Linked DNA regions of Homo sapiens: region 2 is linked to region 1. Evidence: chromatin loops called from intact Hi-C (ENCODE). Cell type or tissue: endothelial cell of umbilical vein. All regions are shown on one strand. Links, peaks and the distances in the headings refer to the core of each region. The heading gives the core; the rest is flanking DNA.

Region 1 (11,833 bases), core at 3,834-11,833:
CCCTAGGTGAGAAGCAAGAGGAAGGATAGGTCTGTAATTAGAGGGGCTGGTGACTGCAAAATGAATTAGATACCCATCATTTCATTCATTCTAAGGAGGTACTTAGAATGAGAAAAACATGACTCAAAGGAAAGCAAATATAAGCAACCGTGGGTGTTTGCTCGTCTTTAATGGGATCCCTGGTTGGGTCTGCTGGGAGAGACGGCTAGCAAGGACTCTGCAAATTCTAGCATTATCAGTTTGTCTCAAATGTCAGGAATGTTACCAAAAAAAAAGATTCACATATTGTGTAGAGGATGGGACTATTTAAACTCTGAAGTCCTTTTCAACGCTATCATTTGAATTGCTCAGAGTGAAACTTTAAGGGTCCACTCATCTTGCTTACTTCCTTTTTCTTTTGATTTTGGCTTTTCAGCCAGCATTTATATCAACTGTGACTGCCAGCATTTGGCACCATGGGTGAAGCAGGTTTTATTTGAAAATCTGCTTGTGGCAGCCTGTGGAACTGATATAATAGGAAGCAGCCCAAGTGGTAGCTGCCTTGTTTTGGTTCCCAAACAGAGAAGGAGGCATCCCCAAAAGAAAGAGGAAGTGGTTCTGCAGTACCCACCTCCAGACCTACGGAAAGTTCCCCTCCCAGTCAAACTAGTTTTCTGCAGAGCTCTTGTGTCTGTCCAGTGATCACTTTTCTTGAGATAGAGAAATACCCAATGTGACCTTGAGAAAGCTGATGAGTTTGCAGAGGACGCTGGTCGACAGAGAGAGAGGAGAGAAGAGAAGCAAGCAGAGAGGAGAGACGTGTAGCTCTTGGGAGACAGGAAGCTGGAGAGAGGAGGAGCTGTCTCACTTTTGGCTAGTGTTCCATTTCCCACTTACAAGCCCTGAGTCTCAGCTGAATTAGAAACCAAACTAAAAGGCAGAGCCATCTGGGATACACCCGGGGAATCCCAGTAGGACCTAAGCACTTCCCAGATTTAACACGGTAGTATTATTGATGAGCCTAAGGAAGCCAAGGGCCTTCAGGAAAACATAAATCTATATTTATATAACTTGTTAAAATAGGAAAGGAGTGGGGTGTGTAATATACTTTTAAGTGATTTATATTTTTAAAATGGTTAAGGCTGGGTGTGATGGCTCATGTTTGTAATCCCAGTGCTTTGAGAGGCTAAGACAGGAAGATGGCTTGAGTCCAGGAGTTTGAGACAAGCCTGGGTAACATAGTGAGAACTTCTCTCTACCAAAACAAAACAAAACAAAACAAAACAAACAAACAAAAATCAGCCTGGGTAACAAAGCAAAACCCTGTCTCTATAAAAACTTTGAAAATTAGCTGGGCGTGGTGGCTTGCACCTGTAGTCCCAGTTACTCAGGAGGCTGAGGTGGGAGGATCACTTGAGTCCAGGAGGTCGAGGTTGCGGTAAGCTGAGATCAGGTCACTGCATTCCAGCCTGGATGATAGTGTGACCTTGTCTAAAAAAAAAATGAGCTGGAACATGGTGGCACACAGGTATAGTCCTAGCTACTCAGGAGGCTGAGGCAGGAGGTTCACTTAAGCCCCAGGGCTCAAAATTACAGTGAGCCATGATTGTCCCACAGCACTCCAGCCTGAGCAACAGAGAAAGACCCTGTCTCTAAATAAATTAATTTAATGGTTAAAATATCATAAAAGAGAGCTCCTGCTTTCAGGTGTTAGAATGAAGAATTTTTATCTTCTTCTCTTAAACACACACACACAAGCATGTGCACACGTGCCCACACACACACCCCCCATTCTAAAATTTTGGAACACTGGTAACAAGTAGGTTCATTCATTTATTCATATCTTCAGCAAATCTTTACAGAAGGCCTGCTATGTTCCAGGTACTAAGTGCTTGGGATACATTACTGAAGAAGATAAAGATCCTTGCCCTCACAGAGCTTGAGTTCTACTAAACAAGTAAATCCTATACCATGTTAGACGATAATAAGTGCTATGGAGAACAAAAAGGACAGCAAGGTAAGGAGAATCTGGAATTTCAGAGGTGAAGGGCCAGAGTGCAATGTTAAATGGAGAGGTCAGGATAGACCTCACTGAGAAGTTGAGAATGGAGCACACTCACTGCAGGAGAAGAGGGAGTTGGCCAACTGGCTACCTGGGGGAAGATACTGGGATGGACAGCTCCTCACCTCCTTCAAAACAGAAGGAACAGCTAGAACGAAGGCCTCAAAGCAAAGAGACACACAACAGATTCAAGAAACAGCAGTGGGGCTGATGTGGCTGAAAGGGGGAAATTGAAGGGAAGAGTGGAACGGATAAAGTCAGAGAGGCGGTGGGGCCAGATCCTGCATGGCGTTATGGGTCATTGTAACATCTTTGTCTTTTCCTCCGACTGAAATGAGGAGCCACTGTTGGGTTTTGAGCATAGAAGTGACGTGGTCTCACTTACATTCTTAAAGGATCACTCTAGATGTTATGTTGAAGAGCCTTTTACAGAATTTAGGCAAGAAATGATAGCTCAGGTCAAAGGGTATCAGGGGAAGTGCGGTAAGAAGTTGGATTGTGGGTATATTTTGAAGGTAGAGACAACAGGATTCCTCATGGATTCAATGTGTGGTGTGAGACAAATAGAGAAGTCAAGCATGACTCAGGTTTTGGGCCTAAGCAACAAAGAAACAAGGAGTTGCTACCCAATGGGGAAAGCCATAGGTAGAAGATACTTTGTTCCCATAGGACAGAAGTTCAGTTTGGGGCATGTTGAGTTTGAGATATCTATTAGATATTGAAGTGGAGATGTGGAATAGGCAGTTGGCTATATTAACTTGGAGTTCCAGATGGAGCTCTGGGCTGGAGCAATAAATTTAGAAGTCTTTATCATATAGATGGAATTTAAAGTAGTTAGACTGGATGACATCACCAAGGGAGTGAGTGTAGAGAGAGAAGAGGAACAAAGACTGAGTCCAAGAGAGAGAAGAGGAACAAAGACTGAGTCCTGGGGTCCTTGAACACATAGCAGTCAGAAAAATGAGTAAAGAAAAGGAGACTGGGAAGGAACAGCTACCAAGGGAGGAAAAACACAAAGAGAACATGGTGACCTGGCAGCGACATGAAGGATATCCAGAAGGAATGAGCAACTGTATCCTGTGTTGTTGATAGGTCAACAAAGACAAGGATAAAGAGTGTACCATTGTATTAAGCAATAAGGGGGTCATTGACAAGGGTAAGAGCAGTTTCTGTAGAGTCATAGGGGTAAAAGCCTGATTGAAGTGAGCCATAAGGGCAAGGGGGAAGAGGAATTTAAGATAGCATAGAGAGACAATTCTTTTAAAGAGTTTTGATGGCAAAGAAAGGAAAGAGGCCCGGCGTGGTAGCTCACACTTGTAATCCCAGCACTTTGGGAGGCTGAGGAGGGCAGATCTCTTGTGATCAGGAGTTCAAGACCTGCCTGGCCAACAGGTGAAACCCTGTCTCTAATACAAAAATTAGCCAGGTGTGGTGGTGTGCACCTGTAATCCCAGCTACCCAGAAGGCTGAGGCAGGAGAATAGCTTGAATCCCGGAGGCGGTGGTTGCAGTGAGCCGAGATTGCACCACTGCACTCCAGCCTGGGAGACAGAGGGAGACCCTCAAATAAAAGGAAAGATATGTAGTAGTAGCTGGTGAAGGAATGGGGTTCAGGGAAATGTTTCTTTCTTTTTTTTAAAATTAGAGAATCAATAGTATGTTTGTATGTTAATGGCAATAATCTAGTGGAAATAAAAAATGATTATATAGAGAAAGGGAATAATTGTTGGAACAATGTCATTGAGTTGAGGATAGGAGATGGGTTCTAGTGCATAGAGAATGCTTTAGTATAAGAGTATGGATTATTCTTTCGATACTTAGCAGGAGGGAAGAGTATGAAAGTGCAAATAATGGAAGGGGGATAGATGTGTTAGTGGGAATTTGTAGAAGTTGCAAAGGATTCCAATAAGGAGAAAAAAGAACACATAACAAAGATTTAGAAATCAGAATGGCTTTGGATTTCTCAATGGTAACACTAGAATCTAACAGATAAGGGGGCCAAGGCTTTAAAAACCTAAGGGAAGATAGCTTGTAACTCAAGAATTCTATACTTAACCAAACTATTATTAAGTGAGGGTAGATTAAATGCATTTTCAAACACAGGAGGTGTGCTAGATATCTTGTTTGCCCCTTGAGATCCTTCTCTATTCCCACTTTGTGCTCAGGGAGGTAGACCTGCATGGATTGCTTCACTTGGGTCTCTTGTCCTCTGGCTCCTGGTTGGGTTTGGTCAAAGGGCAACACTGGTGGGAGACCAGGGGGCAGAAAGAAAGGGATGGATACTGTGTTCCTTTACTGAAGACTATAAATCTTGGTGGGCAACACTTTCCTATAAGCTGCATCTCTCTCTGGATTCTAGTAAACATTCCTTCCTCTATCCCTTTCAAGCCTAAGGCTTCCTGCTGTTGCTAGTCCTATCTCTTCACACTGTTCACACCTTTGTAAACAGTCCCTTTATTAAGCTTTCCTCTAGCACCCCCTTAAGAATGCCATTTTTCCTCTGGTTGACCTTGACTGGATACACTGGTGTCCAAAGACTTACCAGTGAGCCTTTTTATCAGAAAACTATTGGGGGAAGTTCTCCACTAAAACAAGAAGACACAAGATTGAGGCAAAGGGAATCTTCTGAACAATGGTGAAAGATCACAGGATGACAGCTGTGTATTCAGTTTCAGAATAACCAACTCAGAATGGAGCAGGCTAGAAGGTTCTTAAAGGTGTCTTTAAGAAGGTAAAATTGTTAAAATACCTAACAAGGAGTTTTACACAGCTGGGACGGGAATTTGAAACTGAATTAAAGACATGGAAATCTAAGCAAATGAAAAAGAAGATGGTTGGCCGGGCGCAGTGGCTCACGCCTGTAATCCCAGCACTTTGGGAGGCCAAGGCGGGTGGATCACCTGAGGTCAGGAGTTTGAGACTAGGCTGACCAACAAGGTGAAACGCCGTTTCTACTAAAAATACAAAAATTAGCCAGGTGTGTTGGCAGGCACCTGTAGTCCCAGCTACTCGGGAGGCTGAGACAGGAGAATTGCTTGAACCCAGAAGGCGGAGGTTGCAGTGAGCCGAGATCGCACCAATGCACTCCAGCCTAGGCGATGGAGCAAGACTCCGTCTCAAAAAAAAAAAAAAAAAAAAGAAAAAAGAAAAACAAGATGGTTATTAATTTTAGATGTAAGAAAACATTGGGCAATAAAGAAAAAGCAATCATAGTATAGAAAACAGGTCAATTATAAAACAGCATTTATGCAACAAAAATTCCAAGGGACTGATGAATTATTTCCTTTTATAGACTTCCTCATAATATATAGCTTCCCTATTTTTGTAATGTAGAGGTTTTCACAGAAGGTATTTACCAGAATAGCATCTAAAATTACGAGGACATTTATTTTAACATGGTTTGGCCTAGGTCATTTTACAGACTAGACAGTAAAAAATCTCAGCTTATCTATAAACTTCTGATCTGTGTGACCTGGGGTAGGTTACTTAATTTTGCTGACCCTTACAAAGTATGAGGATTGCAAATACAACACACAGAGTGCCTGGCACATAGTAGGCATTCATAAATGACCACTTTTGTCAGCCACCTTAATGGAAGAATGCTGGATAGGGATATTATAAAACCACAAGGAATACAACTTTGACCTCAATTTAGGTGGGTAGTTGAGCATCTGGAAGTCATGAGGTGTTGAAGCCTGACACTATTATAAAAGTAAACACTTCTCAGACTAAGCAAATATGATATGGAACTGACAACAAAATTGAGGGGAAAATGCTCTGAGGAAGATGACTGAAAGAATAAAGTACAGAGTAAAATGGCTTTCAGAGGGGCCAAGAGCAGTATACAGCTCTCCTTTAGAACAGTAACATAAAGACTCAGCTTCTCCTGGGGGTCTCCATCCTGCTTTGTGCCACAGAAAGTGTAGGACTACTGGGGAGGGTTCTGGTTCCTTTCTTAAGTATATAAACAACAAAATCAAAAGTTTTATTTTATTTATTTATTTATTTATTTAGTGACAGGGTCTTGCTCTGTCATCCAGGCTGGATTGCAGTGGCATGATCACAGTTCACTGCAGCCTCGACCTCCTGGACTCAGGTGATCCTCCCACCTCAGCCTCCTAAATAGCTGGGACTATAGGCACACACCACCACGCTTGGCTAATTTTTTGTAGAGCCGGGGTTTCGCCATGTTGCCCAGGCTGGTCAAGAACTCCTGGGCTTAAGCAATCTGCCTGCCTTGGCCTCCCAAAGCGCTGGCATTACAGGTGACAAAGAATTTTAGCTCCAAGAGTTCTTTAGGCCCATCACTTCTAGAGGTTGGTCAGATATTAATGGTGTGAAAGGTAAAGAAAGTCATTGATAACAATTAACATGTGGTAAGCGCTTAAGATTTGCCAGTCGTTATTCTAAGCCATTTTACATGAATCATCCCGTTTAATCTCAATAACAACTCTAAGTTCTTTTATCCTCATTTGACAGATAAGGAAACTGAGACTCACGGAGGTTAAGTAAATTGCCTAAGGTTACACAGCCAGTAAACTCGAAGAGCTAGACCTGAACTCAGATTTGCCAGCCTCCAAAGGCTTCCAGACTTCTAACCGTAATGCTAATATATAGCAAATAGTCTTTAGTTGTGGATTTTCTCACTAGCATAACAGCATTGATCAGGCCATATTCTAGCAAGTGATTTTCAAATATGAAGTGACAGAGATAACATACAAAGGCCAGGCAATTTTAAGCAAATGCTCTTACAGGTGTACTAGGACAGAGCCTTAAAACCAATGACTCCTTCTAAACATGGAGTTCAGACATTCAAATACCTTTACCTAGTAAAGTTCTAATAGAAAAGGAGTTATTTTAGGGCTAGTATAAGTCCATCCATGTATTCCCAGTGTCAACTGTGCTCGACGTAGTAAGTGTGGAATCAATGTCTAGTGACCGGTTAGATGACCCGCATAGTGGATCTTTTCAAATCTCACATGGAGGATCTCATACAAAAACATTAAGAACATTAAAGCAAGCCCTGACAATAATTTTTAAAAAATAACAGTCTATTTCCAGGGTAAACAATTACTTTGTCACGCCGCTGCTTAGGGGCTCGGAGAACCTGCTTCTGATGTGGGTCCAGGTTGAGGAACACTTCGCCACTTGAGAACGCAAATAAAGTCCAGAAATCCAGGACCACAGCAATACTCCAGCCCAGGGTTGCAGGGCAGCCTCTTTACCAGCCGGGCGACCCATTTCTATCTTGGCGCCGGCGAAGCGCCGGTTTGGGCGGGGGACCGCTCTCAGCCTGAACAGTGGGTGGGCCGGCAATGACAATGCAGGAATTCCGCGCAGGCCGCAGGGTTTGGGGACCTGTCTGAAGGGTGGGAGGGAGCACTTTTCACCTGACACACCCAACCCCCCTGCCGCAGCCCAGGGCCGCGGATGAGCGGAAGGAAAGCACTTCCATACTGTCAGATCACTGGGCTTCAGTTGCAGCATAGCGGCCCACCCCGCCGCCCGCGTACGCTCAGCCCCTCAGCGCCGGCCAGGCAGCCACGCACGCGCAGTCCGTTCTCGCTCGCTCCATCAGTCCTGGCCCGGCCCGGGGCCCCGCCCCCGCAGGCCCCGCCCCGCTCCCGTGCGCTGAACGCCCCATATCCGGGTTCCCGCCGCCTCCACCGCCACCGCCTCAGCCGCCTCGCACATTTAGTCTTGCCGGGAGTGGTGTGATTCCCGACCAAGATGGCGGCCGTGGGGCGAGTCGGCTCCTTCGGTTCTTCTCCGCCGGGATTATCCTCGACTTACACTGGCGGCCCCTTGGGCAACGAGATAGCGTCGGGCAACGGTGGCGCCGCGGCAGGCGACGACGAGGACGGGCAGAACCTTTGGTAACGACTCCACCTCTCCCTCAGCCCCCGCTGGCTCCCCCGGCCTTGCGCGGACGCCTCGGGATCCCGTGCCCGCTGGAGCTCGGCGCCGGGCCCGGCCACTGCGTTCCCGGCAGCCCCATCCCCGGCGCGCCGAGGCCGGGTCCGTCCCTCCCGCGCTGCGGCTCCGGCCTCCGGCCTCACCGTACGCCTTGCTTCCCGTTAGGTCCTGCATCCTCAGCGAGGTCTCCACCCGCTCGCGCTCCAAGCTCCCTGCGGGGAAGAACGTGCTACTGCTGGGTAAGTGTTCCCTGCCTCGCCCCGCCCCGCCCGGCCCCCAGCGGCCCGGGGTACCTGGTCCGCGGGCTAGCTCGCTGGCTCTCTTTGTGCGGACAGCCGGCCCAGCCCCGCCCCGCCTCGCCTCCCGACCTGTCGCGGATGGCTGGGAGAGAAGGGGAACACGAGACCCTTGACCCAGGACCTGCGGGGACCCGCCCTCCCTCAGGTTCCTCCTCCTCCTCCCCGGTATATGGGGGTGGCCCTGACAGCTTCCCCTGGGAAGGACAGAATTCGATCGCTCATCTGAGGGATTCTCGTGGCCTGGGGTTTATCTAGAAAATGACAGGTTTTCTTTCATCACAAAAATTGGTAGCAGGAGGCTCTTTGCGAGAGCTGCAGCGCAAATGGCATGCCATTAATATTTAATAGCTGACTCTTTGTATAATTGACAGAAGCTAGAACTAAGACCTGGCGATAAATGTTCTTGATTCAGCGTTCTCTGGTACAATGTGCTCGTGTTGCAGCTACCTTAACTGTCACATATAATTCTGAAATTTGTAAAGGGCAGTAGAACACAACTTTCTAGTTAAGTCTTTTCAGCCAAATGGATGTAATAAGGAGAAACGGTCCAGTGTCAGTTCTCCTGATTGTTCTGTATCTCCTCGGCTCTCTGGAAGTTGTGTATTCTGTTTCTTTAGTGACTCTGGGGGTGGGGATAGAGGACTGAGGGAGAATAGTTCGCAGATTCGCATTTTTCTAGGCTTAGCTCCTGAATCATTTATAGGAGAAATTTCTCTATATAGCTCTTTACATGCGAGATAACTGAAGTTTGGCTTATACGATGATTAAATTTAAAAACTTTGGTATTTGGTGTCGGCTCAATACCAGAGTTTTTTGTTGTTGTTGTTGTTGTTTTGGTTATATCCATCTAAAAACAGGAAACAAGAAGTCAAATACTACTTGATAGGCTGCGTGGTTAAATATGAATGTTTACATAGAAAAAATTACTTTTTTAATAGACTGCTGCCAAGCAAGAATATATGATTATTGATATTCTTTAAAGCTACATGGAGCTAGTTGAAAAATTAGTTTTTACCCTTGTTTTTAATGTGGTTGAAAGCACCTACTGAAGATTAGCCTGGATTGAGTCACTGCCCTATCACATATAAGCCCTAGGATCTTAAGCAAGTTGCTTGACATCTATAAACCTCAGTTTCTTCATCTTTAAAATGGTTGTTATAGAAATAATAATACTTGCCTCTAGGGTTGTGGCGGGAATCAAATGAGTTAATGTTTGTATCGTGGTAATATTTGCAAGTGATACTTTGTCATGGATTTATCTTAAACTGCATTAGAAAATATTTGTGATCAGAACTTTTTAAAAAATTGAATTAGTGCCTACATAAGTGATATTCATAGGGCAAAAATAAATTAGGATCCAAAAGCAAAAAAAAATTGTATAATATATTTTTAGTTTACTAATTTAAACAAATTACTACTCATTTCTAAGGTAAAATGGATTTAAGCTCATATGACCTCATTGAAATTGATTCTATTTTAATTAAATATTTGGAAACACTGTCATGGTAAAGGTAAGATTCAGTAGTTTTGTTCTTATTTTATACATTTTGTCCAGTTATTTCTGCACATTAGATATTGTGTAGATGATTCTGTTTATGGTAAAACAAAAGTGGCAGTTTTGTTCATTTTTTGGTATACCTAATTTGCACTGAGGTTGTGCCATTTTTTTTTTAACACCCCTTTGACACTGGGTCTGTGCATGGGACTGAGTGTTCTTAGAGGTCCCAGCCTCCTTCACTCCACCATACAAGAATAGATTAAATTTCCTTTTTTATGAACTTAATAGTTCATAAAGTGCATCTAATATCAGGTAATATGAGCTTGAAATTTAATATTTTTCTTTCAGTACTATTGGGATTTTCATCAGAGAGTCCTTTTCAGCTTTGGAAGGAGCTAATAACTGATTTGTATACTGGTTACAAAAATAGAGTTAACTTTCTAAAATACCCCTGAAGATTTCTTACAGACATTTCACCGTCACATATGGCAGCATTCACTCTGTGCTGGTGGAGGAAAGAAATACCAAATAGGGATTGTGGTTTTCTTTGTTATGAGTTTGAAGGTGCTAGGCAGGAGGATGCTTGACCCTAATACATCTTTCATGAATGCAAGTGGTCTCTGGAGTCTCTTATTTAAAAAAACAAATCTAAGGCCAGGCACAGTGGCCCACGCCTGTAATCCCAGCATTTTGGGAGGCCGAGGGGTGGATCGTTTGAGCTCAGGAGTTGGAGACCAGCCTGGGTAGTATGGTGAAACCCCATGTCTACAAAAAATAAAAAAATTGGCCTGGCACGGCAGCTCCTGCCTGTAATCCCAGACTTTAGGAGGCCTAGGTGAGCGGATCACCTGAAGTTAGGAGTTAGAGACCAGCCTGGTCAATATGGTGAAACCCCATCTCTACTACAAATACAAAAATTAGCTGGGCATGGTGGCACACACCTGTAATCCCAGTTACTCGGGAGGCTGAGGCAGGAGAATTGCTTGAGCCCGGGAGGCGGAGGTTGCAGTGAGCCAAGATCGTGCCACTGCACTCCAGCCTGGGTGACAGAGCGAGACTCTGTCTCAAAAAAAAAAAAAAAAAAGGCCGGGTATGATGGTGCATGCCTGTAGTCTCAGCTACTCAGGAGGCTAAGGTGGAGGGACAACTTGAGCCCTGGAGGCAGAAGTTGCAGTGAGCTGAGATTACGCCATTGCACTCCAGCCTGGGCAACAGAGTGAGACCCTGTCTCAAAATAATAATAATAATAATAATAAATAAAATAAAAAACCAAATCTGAGCCTATGACAAGGCTTTACATTTCAGAAACAACCTAGAATAGGAACAATGATATAGCCCTAAGTACTCCCCTCACAACACACACAAATTGCAGTTTAGCTTGCCACATTCTCTCTCCTCCTACAACCTGATGGGAGTAAAGGGTCATGTATGTGTAGTAACGTGTGTATGTGTAAGAGCCATTGTCAAAGGATTTTCATACAAATCTCATTTCACCTCCTCTCTCCTCCCTGATCAGGGCACCAATTTATAGATGGGGTAATGAATTGTAGAGACCTGTTAAGTGGATTTTCCAAGGTCACACAACATAAGGGCCCTGTTCTGTGACTCTGGCATGGATTTCTAACTTGATAGAAGTTCCTGCAAGGGAGAGAGTGCCAGGTACAAAACTCTTTCTACTCAAAGCCTGTCTTTGAACAAAAGTACTGGTAATTATTTTAAAGGAAAATCCAAATATTTATTGGATTCTGGGATGCAGCTGTTGCAATGGCACTTGTGTTTAAGTAATCATTTAATCTGCCTAGGCCTGACTTCTAATGAAATCCAAAAAGTCTATGATATTAACTCTTCTTTCTTGAAAGGTTTTGAGAATGGATTTCATTAAGATTTGTTTTTAATAAAGGTAGGACTTCTTGCACATGTATTTTAAGTAGGTTCTAACCTCTAAATTGTTTTTTTAAGAACTGCATTTTCATTTTTACCTTTTATATTTAATTACTTTTAATACAATTGATTATATTTGTTTTTTTGTTTGTTTGTTTGTTTGTTTTTGAGATGGAGTTTCACTCTTGTTGCCCCGGCT
Region 2 (12,234 bases), core at 1,836-9,835, 390 kb after region 1:
GCCCAGCTAATTTTTGTAATTTTAGTAGTGATGGGGTTTCACCACGTTGGCCAGGTGGTCTCGAACTCCTGACCTCAAGTGATTCGCCCACCTTGACTTCCCAAAGTGCTGGGATTACAGGCATGAGCCACCATGCCCGGCTGAAAAGGACTTTCTAAGTGTGGTGCCAAAGCAGAAATTATAAGGAAACTAATTGAACAATTTGACTACATAAAGATAAAGGTGTTAGTTATGATAAAAATATCATAAACCAAAAGGCAAACGACATTGAAAGTATTTTTTTTACATTTTATCGTAATAGCTTTTTAATATATAGGAAATAAAAATCAATAAGCAAAAGGTACGACCCAGTAAAGTTAAATAGGGCAAAAGACACATACAGTTATACAAGCAGAAATACACAATCCTGTCTACACCTGAAAAGTCTCGTGGAAGCAAAACTGATCTCTTGCCTCCGTTAAGTCCCATGGTTAGAGGAAAACAAACATTTTGAACCCTCTCTAATTCTAGCCCCCCAAATAAATGAACTCTTGAGCATTTCCTGTAAGTTGCTGACTACTTAATGCAAACAACTTTATCCCAGACTTTTGCAAAACTGCTGTCTGAAGACTACCCCAGCCTTTGTAGAAATGATAACCCCGTAAGAAAATTGCCGGTTTTCTGTCATGAACACACCAACTACAAATTCAGTAACCTTGGTAAGTTTGCAGTGTTTGCTGTTAATGACCTGTTGTGTTTTTTATCTGATGAGCAGTTCCTTCTGAGGTCCCTGTATTTCTTGCAAGTAAACTTTTTCCTTTTCTAAATTCTATTATCTCCAAATCTTCAACTTAGTGATACTTAAATGCAAATTGAAAATATGAAGATGCCATTTTCACCTATTAAATGAGCAAAGTTGTATTTTTCCAAGATATTGCTCAATGCCAGATGGATGGGCACTAACCTGGGCACTCATACGTGGCTGGTAGGCAGTTGAGTCATATTTATTGAAAGCTTTCAAAATCTACCCTTCAAATCCTGTAATTCTACCACTAGCAATAGACCAATGGATATAATTAGGTTGTGTATCCCCAAATTAAAATAAAACTCTAAAAATGCCATCAACTTATACATGGTTAAATATATTCCCTAAGGATATTTAATACTATGGGAAAATGCTCTTGGTTTAATACAAAATGAAAAAAAAGATGAGATCATACAGGGTGATTGAAATTTTGACATTGAAACCATATATATGGCATCCAAAAAATCAAGAGGAAAAATAAAGCATTTTAATTACTACCCTTTTCCTTTCTTTAAGAAGAAAAAGAAATCATTCTATTCTGCTGACATTTAATAACAGAGAACAGTAAAACTTCTTAAGTTTAATTAATTTAGAATCACATATAATGTTCTGTGTTAAAGTGGATGAAACTGGATGTGATGGTTAGGAATGAAGAAAATAAACAAGACGGGGCAGAGAAAGAAAAGGGAGAGGTTGGGCACAGCGGCTCACACCTGTAATCCCAGCAATTTGGGAGGCTGAGGCCAGTAGATCACCCGAGGTCAGGAGTTCCAGACCAGCCTGGCCGACATGATGAAACCTCGTCTCTACTAAAAACACACAAAAAGTTAGCTGGGCATGGTGGCACAGGCCTGTAATCCCAGCTACTTGGGATGCTGAGGCACGAGAATAGCTTGAACCTGGGAGGCAGAGGTTGCAATGAGCCGAGATTGCGCCATTGCACTCCAGCCTGGGTGACAGAGTGAGACTCAGTCTCAAAAAAAAAAAAAAAAAAAAAAAAAAGAAAGAAAGAAAGAAAAAAAAAAAAGAAAAGGGAGTGGAAGACAGGCATGATAGTACAGGAATGCAGCAGAGTGACAGACAGACTTGGACACCTAGGCATAATGATCAAATGAAATCAATCCATGGTGTCCTGTTTCTCTCTTTCTCTCTCTCCCCCCTCGTTCTCTCTCTCCTACTCTACACACACACATACACACGTATACACACACACCCCAGCCTGTTGTTTCAGAAAGCTGTCATAGAAACCAATGAAGAAGTCAGCGCTGTGAATCAACAGGAACACAGATTCTTCTGCAGATACATGTACTAAAGTTGAAAGAAATGATGTTCACATCAAATCCTTGTCAATAGAGCACATGCAGGAACATGCACGCTGGAGTTTGCAAAGGACATCAGAGATGTCTCAGAAGTTGCGATCAGTTGTTCTGGAGGAAAAATAAATCACATTGCAAGCGGCTCAATGCCCTTCTGTGGAAATTGCCAATAAGCATTGTGTGCATACTCCCACCTCCAGGAGGCAGGGACCTCAGGCCAGGTTACTCGATTATTTATTGGAGATCTGATTTAAAAGAATGAAACCAGTTTAAAAAATAAAAAAGGCAGGGCAGGGGAGTAGGCAAGGACTAGCTGAAAGAAAAGAACAGGCAGTTATTTACAAAGGACACGCACATGCGCACAGACGCGCAGGTGCAGACCTGTAATGTGATCAGAAAGGCAGTGTACCAGAAAATGAAGCAAAAGTCTTTAGTGAAGATCAAAACCAGAAGTAATTGTCCATGGCAGGCCCGGGGTACTGTAATGCTAAGCAAGCCATGCTGGCTTCTGTGGGCACAGAACTCACCACCCACGAAAGATCTCTGACTTGCTGGGTTAAAGGAGGTCTGTCCTCTCTCAAACTAAGACTCACACCCTGGATTGCCCAGGTTTGAGAACTCTTTATCAGATTAAAAGCCTCTAAGGAATCTGCCTCAAGTAGTAGAAAAATATCCCAGATTTGGAATTAGGAAAGTGTCACAAACACAGGAGAATTAGCACTAGGTATCTGGAAAATAAAGCAGGGTTCTCTGGCCCAGTATGAGAGAAATAGATCAAGTTAACAGCGTAGTCATTTAGGTGCTTGTGGAGAGACCCCAAGAAGCGATTTGACACCTGTATGTGCCCTTCCTGGTGTGGATTTCAGGAACCCCGGGGCCTTTGATTCTCAGGTGGTCACTCCTTTCGGTAAGTCAAGGTGACACAATCTCTGAGGTGGCTGAAAAGACCATAGCCAGAAAGTCCAGAGGATGCACACACATACCTGTGAGTTGGATAATGGCAGGATGCACGGTGCAAACACCACGCATCCCTCTCCTGTTTCCTTTAACTCCAAGAGAAGTGACCTCAATCTGGGGCATTACTGTGCCACTATCTGGAACAGAAATGGGGCAGGGTTGTAAATGACAAGGAAACATAGGCAACCCCCCCCAGTAAGGTGGCAAAGCCTTTTGTGGATACAAAGGGTGGATGCTGAACTCCTCACCCCCACCCATGAGAAGGTTACTGTGGTGACTGCTGTGTGAGCCCAGTGACAGGGAACAGAAACACATGCGTTCAAGGAAATCGTCGGAGGGATGAGAAGGGAGAGAAATTGATTTGACAGCTTGTTGCTGCCACAGCTTCCTTAGCAAAGATAAGATCAGGATGGGGTTTATTTAAAAAGAGACATCCTGATGTCTACCCAAGATGTCCATTCTTATTGTATTTACTCTGTTGGCAGGAGTAAGGAAGAAGTCACTTTTGGGTAAACGCTGCTTAAAGTAGTAGCCATTCCAAATTTGCAGAGCAAATTTGTAAACGGAGAACTGAAAATGAACCAAGAAAAACTAGCACATCCTTGGCAACCTACCCTTCACAGGGCTTCAGCTGTGTTTTCTTAGAAACACAAACCATCTTTGTCAACAGAGCCTTGACACCCACTCATAAGGTGTACTGGCCGTCATACTCCAGTCCCTTTAAAAAGGGGCCTGCAGCTCCTTCACCGAGAACCAGTCAGTTTTGCTTAACAGAATTGCAAATTTGGTGGCTTAAATCATGTAGACTAAACATCCCTAAATGAAAGTGGTTTACAGAAAAAAGTTGGGATTGCTCCTCAAAGATCTCTGCATCAGGTCTGGCTGTTCAGTGGGATCCCGTGGGAGCTCTGGAGACACTCTAAGTCTGGGACCCACTCTAGAGCAGTGAAATCAGAATCTCGGAAAGGCGGGCAGGTCCTTGGCATTGTTCCCAAAGGCTTCCAGGTGATTTCAACACTCACCCGGGTGAGAAAGAGTGGTCCAGGGCGGAGCTTGTCAAAGCAAATGGGCACAGGACTCACCTGGGGATCTCCTTCAAGTTCAGAGTCTAATCCAGACAGGTCTGCGAGACGAGAGTGAGTTTCTAACGAGCTTCAGGTGATGCTGATGCTCTTGATCCCAGGCCACACAGGATAACAAGGGTCCCCAGGCCTACCTCTTTAATTATAGGGATTGGAATGGAGGATTTTCACCAATGAAGTACAGTTCAAAGCCAGTCAGAAACTTTTTGATCATCATGGTAAAAACAAAACAAAACAAACAAAACCAACTTTATTTATGTGTGAGGAGAGGTCAGGGGTAAGCAATCAGATCAGATGAGTAGAAATCAGATGCTATTAAAAACAGTTTTGAATTTCAGTTACATTTTTCAGTAAACATTACTTCAACTGATGAATGGGAAAACAATGTAGCATATCCCTACGATGGAATATTATTTGGTCATAAAAAGGAATGGAGTTCTGATACATACTACAACATGGATAAACCTTGAAAAATTAGGCTAAATGAAAGAAGCCAGTCACAATAGACCACATATTATATGATTCCATTTATATGTCCAGAATAGGCAAATTGATAGAGACAGAAGGTAGGTTGGTGGTTGCTTAGGGTTGGGGATGGGGGAATAGGGAAATGATAGCCAAAAGGTGAAGGTTTTTTTTTTTCAAGTTGGTGAAAATGTTCTAAAATTGTAACAAAAACCCATCGTACACTTTCAATGGTTGAATTGTATGATATATGAACTACATCTCAATAAAACTGTTATAAAATACTGGAAGATCTTTGCAGTGCATATAAGCAACCAAATATACAAAGGATATATATTTTAAATGTATTGCATATACTATATTATAGTCTTTAATATATTATCTTTATATAATATACAAGCATACATTATATATAATATAAAATATTAAGATTATGTAAGGACAGACTTTCAGGAGCAAGTCAACTCAAAAAAAAAAAAAAAAGGAAGAAGAAAAGAAAAGGAAAACAGAGGAAATGCACAGTCAACTCACAAAAGGAAATTGGAAGGCCAACGAACACAAGGAAAGAAGCTCAACATCTTTGGAAATCAGGGAAATGAACATTAAAATATCAACCAGATACCATTTCAGACCTATCAGATTGGCAAAAACCTACACAAATTAGTATGGCAACACCAGGTGATGCCAAATGTGGAGAAATGAGAATTCTTCTATACTAATAATGGTGGGAGAATAGATTGGTCCAAGTTCTTTGAAAAGCAATTTAGTAATATTTTAGTAAATTTGAAGATGTGAGTATCCCATGGCTTCCTAGTATATACCCATGAGAAAGTCTCACTTAGGTACACAAGAGGCATGCACAGAAATATTTCCCATTTTGTTTCTTTATTAGTAAAAAAAAAAAGAGAACCTTCAAACAACCTAAATCCCATCAATAGGGAAATGAATAACTAGAATGGGATTTATTCATATAATGGAAAGTAAGACAGCAGATAAAAAGAAATGAATTTGAGCTATTGTATGCAATAAAAATATTTAAAATAGAATTCATATTTTATCTCCTTCAAAATGAGACTAAATAGAGCAAAAGTATAGGAGAAAGTCGAGTTGATAAATATATATATTGCTTGCATCTGGCACACCATCACTCCTGCCACACTGCATTGGCAAAGCAAGTCACAAGAGCAAAGCCAGATTTGAGGGCCTGGGAGATATACCGTGTCTGTAAAGCCTGTAAAGTCTTGTGGCAAAATGCATGGATTCAGGGAGGGATGAAGTGGAGCCAAGATCTACTACATCACTATGTCATTTGTTCTGCCAAATCGCCATGTCATGTGCCTATTTCCAGACAGGAACCAACTGGAACAGAGCATCCCCTAGTGGTCATCTGTGGGCTAGATACTGAGGACACACAGTATCAGTAGAACCTCTGGCTTAGGGAGAACTGCCCAGTCACCAGAACACGTTGTATGCACAAAATGATCAGTAAGATATTCAACTTGAAGCCACAATTGACCCATGTGTTGAAGGAAAGGTAGGACTAAGTGTCCAGTGGAGACAAGGATGCTCTGGGAAGGAGAGGTGCCTTGAAGAAAGACTGGTGGTAGCCATACCTCTGTGCCTTTGTAAAATGGGACTATTACCACCTTCCCTGAAATAAGTTATAGGAAAGGGCCCGACACATAGTAACCGCTCAGAAAATGTTAATAGGCTCCAGAAACTGAGCTGTAATCCCGATCTGCATCCACATCCCACTCACTTTTCCAGCTACCACGGCACTGTCCCTTCTTCCCCCACTCCCAGGCTTTCTGCCATCACAGAGCCTTAGCACATGCTGCTACCTTTACCTGGAACACCTCTTCCTTCCCTATTTAATTCCACCCCATCCTGCTACATGGGTCGAGGGTCACTTCCTCAGGAAAGCTTTCCTTGACCCTAGTTACAACTTTGCTTAGCACACGACATGTCCTCAATAAGTATCTGTTAAATGAACGTTGTTGGTTGAATAACCCTTGCGCAGTGCTGCCCTCAAGTGATTATCCTGGGTATTGCAATAATTAATTTCAAACGGTTGTCACACTTAGGACGGCAGGATCAATGAGAACAGAGTCCTGAATGAGTAAGTCCTGAGCAATGGGATGCAAGATTCATAAATTACCCGCAAGAAATGAAATGTGAACTTCTGAAGTTCAGGCCTCACCCTGGACACTGTGCTGGGCTTAGACTCCCGCTTCTTCCTTCCTGCCACACAGATACTTCCTTCACCCAACTCTGGCTTCAGTAACTGCCTGGACACTGGCCTCACCCAACATCTCTGCTCCTCATCCCCTTTTGATCTGTTGTCCAGAGTGTCCTCTTGCTTCCTGCACATCTCCCCACAAAGGTCCCAAGCAATTCCATCCAAATATGGATTTGTCATTTTCTCTCTGGGTTCTTTCCATCATGAAGTCCCCTAATATGTTCAGGGAATTGGGAAAAGCAAATGACATGTTTTCTGACTTCTCAAGAAACCCAAGATAAAAGATACTATTTACAGAAAAGAAAATTAAGGCCTAGGGGGAAGTTAGCTCCCCAAGTTCACACAGGTCTAAAATTTGAACCCCCACCTGACTCCAAAGTTCTGAAACTAGAGATGGACTAGTTTTAGGGGGTTATGACTTTAAGAAAAATAAAAATCTATGAAAACAAAGTTTGGTACAGGGCCTTAGAAAGGATTTACACAAGTGAGGGTCTTGAAGCTTACATTTCATTAGCTTCATGATTACACAGCATCCTAGTGAAAATTATGCTGTCTCCAAAGATAACAGACAAGCAAACCAGAAAGATTAGGATGCAAAGAGGTTTTATCTTTCCTACCACTCTCCTTGCTGAAACTGCCTCCTTTAAAAGTATTTCCCAGGTGTGTTCCTGGAATCTTTCCTAAAAGCAGAAAGCAGGAAGCAAGTGTTTTTGCTTTTGTCAGAATGTCAGTGTCAGAATGAGAGACAGAAGAAAACAGAAATTTAGTAAAGATGTTCATAAGTGGGTCTCCGACATCAAGGAAGAGAAAGAGATCAAGAAGCAACAAAAGTCCCCCAGACATCTAGGTGGACACAGGCCAGCAGTGAAAGTAAAGCTGCTGTATGTCAAAATGTGTGGTCTGGGAGTTTCCGGATAGCTGAACACATGGAGGTCCCCGGAGGCTGGCGTGCCCAGGGAGGGCGTAGAAGCTCCATGCCCCTGGCCCCATACCTGACCCTATGCATCTCTTCATTTGTATCCTTTGTATTCTGGGGACTCACATTTTGCTCCAGACCTCTATTTCCCAGGCTTTGTCCCCTTGCAGAGAAAGGCCGCATCAACTCTATTTTTCCTGTTTAAAAAATTTGCCTGCTAACCTAGGGATTGACAGACTTCAAGCCAAATCTGACCCACTGTCTATATTTGTAAATAAAGTTTTATTGGAATAACAAGAAGAAATTGTGGTCTGTTTTGAGTTTAAAAGTCAAAGTGAAACGTAGACACTGGGCGCTTTCTAGTACAAATTTAGTTTAGTTCATAAGAAATACGTGTTCTTCTAAAAACTTGACCAAAATGCCATAGGAATAGTGATGTCTTTCACAGCATGCCAACTGCCTAGGGAAGTTATTCACGAAGAGCGACCTCTAGTGGGCAAGGGTCATAGTTAATTAGAACCTGGAACTCTCCCAGAAAAGCATCTTACCCCCATTTCAGCTTGTTTTGACAACAGCTTGAAGAGGTTTTGAATAAATAGTGAATTTGTGATTAAAAAAATGTTTCTTGTTTTAACATTCGTTATAAACATCTCATTTACATGAACATTTCTGTGACTATAAAAACTTTCAAGGCCAGGTGCGGTGGCTTACACCTGTGATCCCCGCACTTTGGGAGGCCGAGGTGAGTAGATCACCTGAGGTCAGGAGTTCAAGACCAGCCTGACCAACATGGTGAAACCCCGTCTCTACTAAAAATACAAAAAACTAGCTGGGCGTGATGGCGGGTGCCTGTAATCCTAGCTACTTGGGAGGCTGAGGCAGAATTGCTTGAACCTGGGAAGTGGAGGTTGCAGTGAGCCAAGATTGTGCCATTGCACTCCAGCCTGAGTGACAGAGCAAGACCCTGTCTCAAAAAAAAAAAAAAAAAAACTTTCAGTACCAACTATTACAACTATATAGTAAGATGGCTGCTTTAACACAATTGTAGTTTTGAATAACAAAAAATTTTATTTTTTACAGTGAAACTGACAGGAGAGACATAAATTATTAAGTACAAAGGCTCACATTTCTGGGACTTATTTGGTTCAATTTAGGTCTCTGGTTATTATAAAGAATTCCCTAATAGAGGCTGTAGAGGTAATTAGGAACAGAAAGTGAGGTCAGAAGCATAAATTGCAGCCATCTTTGTGAAGGGGGATTTGGCGGTTTCCATTAAAGTATAGAACACACATACCTTTGAGCCAGCAATTCCGCTTCCAGGATTTTATGATGTAGATTCACTCATATAAATGAGCAGAAATCCATGTGCAAGAATGTTTTCTGCACCAGTTATTATAATAAAAAGAAAACAAACATTTATCTGTAATAAACTAAGGAAGAGTCATAGAAAATGATGCAGATATGTAGAATGATGTAGGAGATTATATTGATACAGAAAGTTCAATATTAAAACTATTAAAAAAGTTTTAAAACAGTATTGTCTTAAAATATATCGCATGCATGAACACAGTACATTTATGAAAGTCTGCAAAAGAATTGAATGATTACACTTTCAACCCTTCACATCATTGTTTGCTTTTGCTTAACTATGAACACCCATTACTCAAAGGAGTTAATGTAGTCTTATCTAAGAGTTAAGAACACAGACTTTTAAGCCAAACTCCCCAGGTCCAAAACGTGGCCTCATTAATTACTATCTCTGTTATTTGGACACGTTCTTTATCCTCTTTGTGCCTTAGTTTCCCCATCTGTATATGGGGGTGATACATTTTTATTAATGTTCATCTATGCAAAGCACTTAGAACAGTGCTAAAAGTGGGCCAGGCATGGTGGCTTATACCGATAATCCCAGCACTTTGGGGGGCCAAGGCAGGAGAATCACTTGAGGCCAGGAGTTCAAGATCAGCCTTGGTAACATGGTGAGACCCTGGTTTCACAAAATATTCAGAAATTAGCTGGGTGTGGTGGCTCATGCCTGAAGTCCCAGCTATTGGAAGAAGCTGAGGCAGGAGGAATGCTTCAGCCCAGGAGTTGGAGGCTGCAGTGGGCTAGGATCGAGCCACTGCAGTCCAGCCTGGGCAACAGAGGGAAACCCTGACTAAAAAGAAAGAAAAAGAGCAGTGCTGAAAGTGTTTCGCTACTGTTATTTTAACTTACAATTTTAAAAACTAGGTGTTGATATATTAGGGAAAATTGGGTGAAGGGTACCTTTGCAATTTACTATGAATCCGTAATTATTTCAAAGTAAAAAGTTAAACATGCAGTTATTAAAAATAACTGATATAAAAGATTGTCAAGATGTCATGTTAAGTAAAAAAAGCAAGATGTGTAACAATGCATCAAGTAAGCTCAATTTTATGTAGAGAAATGGGGAAGGGAATGAGAATATATATATTTTGCTTATGTGTGTGAAATGAAATTCTAGAAGAGATTGTTAAAAACTAATAACTACTTGGGAAGCAGGCTTTATTTTTGAACCAAATGACTGTGTTACCTATTGAAAAATTATTTAAAAATAAGACTAGTAACAAAAATGCAAATAACACTTCCATCATAGCATAAAAGCATTTCCATTTGTAACGAGTCAAATAACACCAATTTGACAAATAACAGGGTGCATTGAGTTCAACAGTAAAGTACTTTCCAGTGGCACTATTTCACTCACAATGTGTACAATTCAGACAAGTTTAATTCCTAAGTCTTTGAGGGGGAGCTGAAGAACCACTCCTTCAGGTTTCAGACAGACAGGTTTCAGGAGGTTACAAGTAGCATATGGCCTTATCTAAGATCTAGTGACATTTCTAACTTAAAGCTTTTGAAATGAGGAAGACATCTTAAGGACATCACCACCTGGTGAAGACTTCTCTGATGTTAAGCACATGTTATAAGTCCTGGAACTTGCTGGCATTAGTCCTAGAGAAAGAAGGATGAGGCTGAGCATGGTGGCTCATGCCTATAATCCCAGCACTTTGGGAGGCCGAGGCGGATGGATCACGAGATCAGGGGTTTGAGACCAGCCTGGCCAACATGGTGAAACCCCGTCTCTACTAAAAATACAAAAATTAGCCGGGTGTGGTGGCATGCACCTGTAATCCCAGCTACTCTGGAGGCTGAGGTAGGAGAATCACTTGAACCTGGGAGGCGGAGGTTGCAGTGAGCCTAGACTATGCCATTGCACTCCAGCCTGGGTGACAGAGTAAGACTCTGTCTCAAAAAAAAAAAAAAAAATAGAGTGAGAGGGAGAAAGAAGGACTATTGGATATACAAATTTGGATTTAGCCAGAGTTATCCTGGGTAGGGAAGAGTCAGACAGACATACCCATAGGCACGCCCACACTCATATATAGCCTCCTGTGTCCAAAAAAGTGATGGCAAAACAGACACTGTGATGCTGTAGTGACCAAGGGATTAAAATTTCCCTAATCTCTTGATGTTTCTGCAAGTTCAATTTTTAAATTCCTGAAACATCTATTTTTTTTCATGTCTGATAATAAGCAGATGTTGTGACAAGTTTGATTGGGGGCACATCTCATACATGAGCATGAAAACTGAATCATCACACTTATCAACCACAAAAGGATCTCCTCAAACATCTTTTTAGCAATGTATGAAGTGAAGTTATGCTAGCTGCTATAACAAGTAACTCCTATGTCTCAGTGGCATAATACAATAATTTTTGTACCTATCAATCACAGACCAATGTGATTGGGGGGTACTTTCTCCATATTGTCTTGTAGAATCCTGGCTGAAAAGGGGGTCCATCATCTTCAATGTATGGCTTCCAGAACATACTGGAAATTGATATACAACCAGCACGCACAGAAGAAATAATAAAGAACCAGACAGAACACATGAAAGTGGCACTTTTCTCTCCCTATGCCATTGACTAGAACTCAATCATGTGATGCCACCTAACTGCTGGGGAGGTTGGGAAATGTAATTTAACTGTGTATCTACAAAAAAAAAAAAAAGAAAAGAAAAAATAATTTAGTGAACACATGGCATTGTTTCTGCCACAAGCAGATATCGCCATGATCATTTAATTTTTCTCCTTTAATATGTTGATTTCCTGCTCTTTACGGACCTTAACAGCAATCCTATGAGGTAGGCTGCACAGATATTATTCCCACTTACGAATGAGAAAAATGAACCTCAAAGAGAAGTTAGCTGACTTGGCTAAACAACATGGATATTAAATGTTAAGCAGGAGCTAGAACAAGTCTTCCCACAGTACCAGGCCTGCTGTCTCCCATCCTACCAAAGGTAACATCACTTGCTTCAGTAACTTGAATCAATCACAGCTTCAGTAAATTAGATTATCCACACAGATTCTTCATAAAGCGTATTTCCTCAAAAACGTTCACCATCAACTTAGTTTATATGCAGTCATAAAAAGCTATAAAGACCATGTGATT

The links. A loop is a pair of places that touch in the nucleus more often than their neighbours do. Peaks named below come from ENCODE experiments on the same cell type or tissue, not always from the same donor. Only the 100,000 strongest peaks of a DNase experiment are listed, where the experiment ranks them.
Region 2: it touches region 1 in a loop (13-fold over the local background); 3 of 110 quality-filtered maps call a loop at or near these places.

The regions. Positions count from the first base shown.
Region 1 is chr3:32,566,708-32,578,540 of GRCh38, reverse strand. It overlaps DYNC1LI1 (dynein cytoplasmic 1 light intermediate chain 1), which reads left to right and starts at 7,683. Exons shown (of 13, transcript NM_016141.4): 1 at 7,683-7,916; 2 at 8,122-8,195. The coding sequence starts at 7,771. RefSeq lists silencers at 7,486-7,745, 7,926-8,415 and an enhancer at 7,690-8,475. In endothelial cell of umbilical vein, for the core only: no CTCF peak of the experiment used is centred there; DNase peaks (open chromatin) are centred at 7,640 and 8,700; H3K4me3 peaks cover 2,395 bases; H3K27ac peaks cover 1,595 bases.
Region 2 is chr3:32,171,822-32,184,055 of GRCh38, reverse strand. It overlaps LOC124906367 (small nucleolar RNA U13), which reads right to left and starts at 11,400; the gene lies at 11,301-11,400. RefSeq lists enhancers at 5,624-5,793, 6,099-6,268 and a cis regulatory region at 6,183. In endothelial cell of umbilical vein, for the core only: CTCF peaks have their summits at 5,988 (motif pointing left), 6,631 (motif pointing left) and 8,264 (motif pointing left); DNase peaks (open chromatin) are centred at 5,985, 6,605 and 8,225.